Linked DNA regions of Homo sapiens: region 1 is linked to region 2. The links are chromatin contacts, found by Hi-C in ENCODE. All regions are on one chromosome and are shown on one strand. The core of a region is the stretch at or near the end of the contact, and the rest is flanking DNA. Distances in the headings are between cores, read along the strand shown.

What was found. Hi-C counts contacts between places; a loop is a spot of excess contacts on that map. Pooled maps may share reads with other maps.
Region 1: a pooled map shows a loop between it and region 2 (5-fold over the local background). The contact joins two enhancer-like sites. A Hi-C loop is called at or near these places in 2 of 168 maps with a recorded cell type or tissue (heart left ventricle and heart right ventricle), 1 of 37 single-sample maps with no recorded cell type and 6 of 50 pooled maps.

What each region holds. Positions count from the first base shown.
Region 1 is chr6:163,754,928-163,758,214 of GRCh38, reverse strand. All of the region lies in intron 1 of LOC124901499 (a long non-coding RNA gene), which reads right to left. Among named protein-coding and RNA genes, the nearest start is that of QKI, 340 kb to the right of the region's middle. Within about 2 kb of position 1,959, at least 4 of the 41 ENCODE cell types and tissues checked have a DNase peak (open chromatin) inside an H3K27ac peak, as active enhancers do.
Region 2 is chr6:163,437,062-163,440,394 of GRCh38, reverse strand. All of the region lies in intron 1 of QKI (QKI, KH domain containing RNA binding), which reads right to left. Among named protein-coding and RNA genes, the nearest start is that of QKI, 24 kb to the right of the region's middle. Within about 2 kb of position 1,299, at least 5 of the 41 ENCODE cell types and tissues checked have a DNase peak (open chromatin) inside an H3K27ac peak, as active enhancers do.

The DNA of each region.
Region 1 (3,287 bases), core at 710-3,209, 320 kb before region 2:
TTATCAGTAAGGTCTCCATGACCTGTATCTTGTGCTGACCCCTTATTTCATCCTATGATTAAGAATGCCTTAACCATCTGGGAATGCAGCCCAGTAGGTCTCAGCCTTATTTTACCCAGCCCCTATTCAAGACGGAGTAGCTCTGGTTCAAACGCCTCTGACAGACGGACAGGAGTTGATAAAAGTGGATGTATGTAAGAGATATTCCATATATTTAAGAGTTGAAATCCTCAGGACATGGAAACGAAAGGAGGAAGAGAAAGAGGTCATAGTCTGAGGGTCCTGGTGACCAGGCAGGTAACAGTGCCTTTTACTGATGTGTGAAATCAAGGAGGAGCAGCTTTCAGAGACAGACCAAAGGTTTAGGTTTGAACATGAAGAGTGTCCTTAAGAAGTGCAAGTGGGAATGTTAATGGGCAATGAGATCATTTGCATCTGGAATTCAGAGAAGCAAGCTGATCTACAAATTTAAAGTTTGGAGTCATTGGAATGCAAATGGCACTTGTAGCTGGCAACAGCCATGAGCAAGGGTGAGATCTCCAGGCAAGAGCAGAGTGTGAAGGAGACCTGAGAGCAAACTGTGAAGGAGAACAGGATGGAGAAGTCTGCTGAAGAGGACAAGCAGGAAGAGCAGCCTGAAAAGAAGGCAGGGCCATGAGGGGAAGTCAGCTGCCATCAATGAAGCCAGTGTGGAGAAGGAAAGGAGAGATCAGCCAGGTCAAATGCTGAGAGTATGAAATGAAGGCTGAAAATGCCCATCACACATGATGATGTGGAGATACCTACTATTTTGTTAATATGATATTAGCAGGATACAAAGTTGAATGCATTGAGGAGTGAAGAGGAAATGAAAAAATTGGGCTAGTTACGCTCAACAAAATAGAACAAAAGACCCTATTAAAAAATGAACAAAGAATAGATATTTCTGCAAAGAAGATATACAAATAGCTAACAAGCACATGAAAAGATGCTCAATACCACTAATCATTAGGGAACTGCAAATCAAAACCACAGTGAGATACCACTTTATCCCATTAGAATGGCCACTACTGGAAAAAGAGAGAAATACAAAATAATAACTGTTAGCAAGGATGTAGAGAAATTAGAATCTTTAAGTGCTGTTTGTGGGAATGTAAAATTGTATAGCTACTATGAAAACAGTACGGAACTTCCTAAAACATTAAAAATAGAATTACCACATAATCCAGTAATCCCACTTCTGGGTGTGTACCCAAATGAATTAAAAGCAGGGCCCTGAAGAGATATGTGTACATCCATGTTCACAGCAGCACTATTTACAATAGCAAAAAGACAGAAGCAACCCAAGTGTCCATCACTGATGAGCGAATGGATACACAAAATGTAGAAATGTAGTGTATATACAGCCGGGCACGGTGGTTCATGCTGTAATCCCAGCACTTTAGGAGGCTGAGGCGGAAGGATCACAAAGTTAGGAGATCAAGACCATCCTGGCTAAGACGGTGAAACCCCATCTCTACTAAAAATACAAAAAATTAGCCGGGCGTGGTGGTGAGCGCCTGTAGTCCCAGCTACTCAGGAGGCTGAGGCAGGAGAATGGTGTGAACCTGGGAGGTGGAGCTTGCAGTGAGCCTTGGCACTTCACTCCAGCCTGGGCGACAGAGTGAGACTCCATCTCAAAAAAAAAGAAAAAAAAAGAAAAGAAAAGAAATATACGTGTGTGTGTGTGTGTGTGTGTGTGTGTGTGTGTGTGTACACTACTATGGAATATTAGCTCCAAAAAAGAAAACTTTGACACATGCCACAACACGGATGAGCCTTGAGGACATTAAGCTAAGTGAAATAAGCCAATCACAAAAAGACAAATACTGTAAGAGTCCATTTACATGAAGTATCCAGAGCAGTCAAATCAGAGAGAGAAAGCAGAATGGTGGCTGCCAGCGGCTGGAGAAATGGGGAAGGGAAACTTGTTGCTTCATGGGTATAGAGTTTCAGTTCTGCAAGATGAAAAGAATTCCGGAGATCAGTTGCACAGTAATGTGAATACACTTAATACGGCTGAACTGTTTACTCAAAAATAGTTATGATGGTAAAATTTTTTGTTATGTGTATTTCACCACAATTTTTTAAAACTCAGCTATGAAAATGTAACCCTTATATGTGGGTAGAATAAATCACATGTTTTAGTAGCTAAAAAGAAATACTCGGCTAATTATTGTATACACTTCTTTCAAGGAATTTGGTGTAGAAGAAAAAAGAGATCAGGTGGTAACTGAAAGACAAATGTGAGATTAAGAGAAATTCATTTCTTCTATAAATACGGTAGAAGCTCAAGCATATAGAAATGATGATAGGAATGAACTGGGAGGGGGGAAATTTAGAGCAGGAAAGAATAATCAATATTGAGACATCTCTCAGAAGTGGGAGGAGATGCAATCCAGAACACAGATAGAAAGATGAGGCTTGGCCAAGAACACAAACACCTCCTCTAAGTGCAAAGAGAGGGAATGAGGCTGGGAGGAAGGAATGAGGTATTCAGTCAGGTATATTGATTTGGGAGCAGAACGTTGAAGGGTTCTAGTCTAAATGCTTTAATTTTCTTAGAAAAGAATCAGGGTTCTCTTCTGAAAAGACAGGTATTGATGAGGCTTTAGAATTTCCAAAATAGTAAAGAAAGTTCAAAATAGTCATTAAGAGCACAGGAGAACATCCTGGCCAGGGAAATACGGTAGGATTGCTCGGCAGGATGGAGCCCCCATTCAAGGCTGGTATCTTATGAGTTTATCAGGATTCTTATCTGCCCTATTGTGTGGTTTTCTCTGACCTCCTGGGATACCTGGGTACAGGTACAGAGAAAATGTATTGTTGAGTTCGTCCAGAGTTGGGGTTTTGACAAATTTGCCGAGGGACGGGGAGATGATTTGGTAAGACCTAATGTTGAGGAACCAAGGAATCTAAGGTACATATGGAGAGAAATAAGGAGAGACCAATGGATGAGGAAAAGGTTAAAGAATGAATGAACAGGGGGTTCCGAGGGCCAGAGATGGTTTTAGTGGAAGTAGCTGATCAGGCAGCTGGAATGGTTAAAAAAAAACGTGTAGCAAGAGAGAGGAACATGCATATTAAGAATCTTGGCAATGACACTGCATCAAGTTGGTGGGGCGGGGTGGGGGACACATGACAAAGTGGGGGAGTGGCCACATGTGGGGCACCAAGAGGACAGGCCATCAAGCGCATGCTGAAGGCACCCAGGAAGACGGCAGAACCAGGGTGGAGAGAAGACAGAAAACCAAGTGACAAAGCCTTCA
Region 2 (3,333 bases), core at 50-2,549:
TAAGTAATATTTTCACCTTCATTTCATAGTTAGGAAAGAGAGATTTGGGGATTAAGTACTTTCACCAAAGACCACATAAAGATGAAAATCTAGCTGACTCCAAAAGCTGTATTCTTTTACTCATACCATTTGGCCTCTCCAGCACTACTGCTCCATCCCCAAAGTTAAATTTGGTTGCTGCTAGAGTGAGTGATCATGATAGTGGGAAAAGCAGTGATGACAGATGGTAAGAGCTAGATAGAGAAGAAGGAAAAGATGGGGCAGTGAGTAGAAATTAGAACTATGAATAAAGTAAAGAACAAAAAAGTAGAGACATATACAATGAGGGGGGAAAGGAAATGGTATATTCAAATTAAAAGTGGAATGAAAATCAGACAAGACATTCTCATTTAAGCTTTTCACCATCCATATTTACTCATCCATGAGGACTTCTAAGATTATTCTAGGCCAGGCACAGTAGCTCACGTCTGTAATTCCAGCACTTTGGGAGGCCAAGGCAGGCAGATCACTTGAGATCAGGAGTTCGAGATCAGCCTGGTCAACATGGCAAAACTCAATCTTTACTAAAAATACACAAATTAGCTGGGCGTGGTGGCACACACTTGTATTACCTGCTACTCGGGAGGCTGAGACATGAGAATTGCTCACACCCTGGAGATGGAGGTTGCAGTGAGCCAAGCCACTGTACTCCAGCCTGGGCAACAGAGTGAGACTCTGTTTCAAAAAAAAAAAAAAAAAGGATTCAGGACGCGGTGGCTCATGCCTGTAATCTCAACACTTTGGGAGGCCGAGATAAGTGGATCACCTGAGGTCAGCAGTTTGAGAACAGCCTGGCCAACACGGTGAAACCCCATCTCTACTAAGAATACAAAAAAAAAAATTAGCCATGTGTGGTGGCGGGCACCTGTAATCCCAGCTACTCGGGAGACTGAGGCAGGAGAATCACTTGAAACCAGGAGGCGGAGGGTGCATTGAGCCGAGATCGTGCCACTGCAATCCAGCCTGGGCAACAGAGTGAGACTCCGTCCCCCACCCCCCCGAAAAAAAAAAAAAACAAAAAAAAACCACGAAGGATTATTCTAGAGCGAAAATTCTGAGTTTGATAGAATAAATTCTTTCGCTTGAACAACAAATATTTGTAGGTGTCTGTCATGTAATACATGCTCAAGAATCTGCTATTATTAATGCAGTAGTTCCTATCTTTCTGTGGTATCAGACACTGTGCTGGAGACACACTGGTAAGCCATACAGCCCTTGCCCATGAAGACCTGGCAGTGGGCCAAGCTGTGGAGGTGAAAGAAGATGAAACTGATGATCTGGACCCTGTGCAGGCCTAGGTTAATGTGTGTGTTTGTCTTCAACAAAAAGGACTCAGAAGTAAAAATTAAATAGAAAAGTTCGAAAACAGAAAAGAGCTTATAGAATAAGGATATAAAGAAAATATTTCTGTACAGCTGTATAATGTATTTGTATTTTAAACTGTAATTGTAGTCAAAGGTTTAAAAAATTTAGAAGTTTATAAAGTTATAGTATGTTAAGGTTAATTTATTACTTAAGAAAAATATCTTTTATAAATTCAGGGCAGCCTAAGAATACAATGTTTATTAAATCCACAGTAGTATCCTAGGACTTTCACACATTCACTCACCACTCACTCACTGACTCACCGAGAGCAACTTCCAGTCCTGCAAGCCCCATTTATGGTAAGTGCTTTATACAGGTATACCATTTTTTATCTTTTATACCACATTTTTACTGTACCTTTTCTATGTTTAGAATGTTTCTACGTTTACACAAATACCATTGTGTTATAACTGCCTACAGTATTCAGTACAGTAGCATGCTGTACAGGTTTGCAGCCTAGGAACAAAAAAGGCTATACCATACAGCTGAGGTGTGTAGTAGGCTATACCATCTAGATTTATGCAAGTACACCCTATGATGTTCGCAAAAGGAAATAGCATAATGATGCATTTATCAGAATCTATCACTGTCTTTAAGCAATGCATGACTTTATGTGTATGTGTATATATATCTTTCTCTTTAAAATAATAATAGTACTGGTCATCAATGTCATTATAAATGATGACTGTGATGTAAAATTATATTCTGGAAATACTGTGTTCTGATAGATCTGAAAGACAGTATCTACTGATCTGATCATTATTTATCTGAAATATTATCTGAAATCTGAAAATGGTCTTTTCCCAGACTTTGTAGGCATAAAAAATACTTAGAAAAGACACCTAACAAATGCTGTTTGCAAATGACTTCTCACATGTAGATCTACTATACATAGCAAAAGGAAGGTAGAATGTAACAGGTTAATTTTCCCAACTCATTTTTACTAAGTTCCTCCTTAAAATTCAACCACATAATCCAGAAAACCTTAAAAGCTACTCAAACACAAACCTCACAGTACATTTAGCTTATGAAAATGACCGTCAAATACTTTTCCAACACTCTTTTTAAAAGGTCAGAGCTTTTTCTTCCAGGATCTGACCTTTTTTGGCTTAACCACTTTTCCGGAGTTTAAAATTAGTTTAACCACAAATGAATAATTTGAGGGAAACAGAGATGGGAGGGGAGGGCATTTTAGCGTCTAATACATATTGACACAAGTTTGGAAGGTATATTTGCATTACCGTAATGTAAATTTGCATAACTATAACTCAAACCCTAAAATAGTTATCTAAACAAAAACAAAAAACTGAAAAGCATCACACCTGAAACCCTCAATGTGAAACAGTAACATTACTATGGCTAATTTAGTGATGTCACTGTTCAACACATGATTCTAAAATCCATTCACAACCACTCAAAAATCTCAATTACTTCAGGTGTTTTCCAGACTGTGGCATAAACAATCTTGAACTAAATTATGGCTACATTTCGGGTGTGGATTTAAGCACATAACAAGAAAAACTCTTTTTAAAAAGTAAATCACCACCAGTATCTATGGGAACTGAATTTAGTATCATCTCATAAACAAATAATTATATTCAGCTAATTATACTTTGATAATCGATACACTAAATTTATAGCCTGTTACAGAAAAACAGTAAAATTTTAACATAAGTACTATATGTATACATACATCACTTGTATCATTTAAATTATATACATATATAGCTTATGTATATACCTTATTCTAGCTTCGTGTTACACGTTAAATTGCAACAAATTTTAATTTTCATCTGAAAGTAAAAATAAAGCTTTCCTGGATCAGGAGAACTAGAGTTAAAATAATTAAACTACATCATCTCTCTCACAAAGGCTTTACCTCTGAATTCTCAACTTGCCACAGCTTCCTTCAGCCAAATAAAACAAATG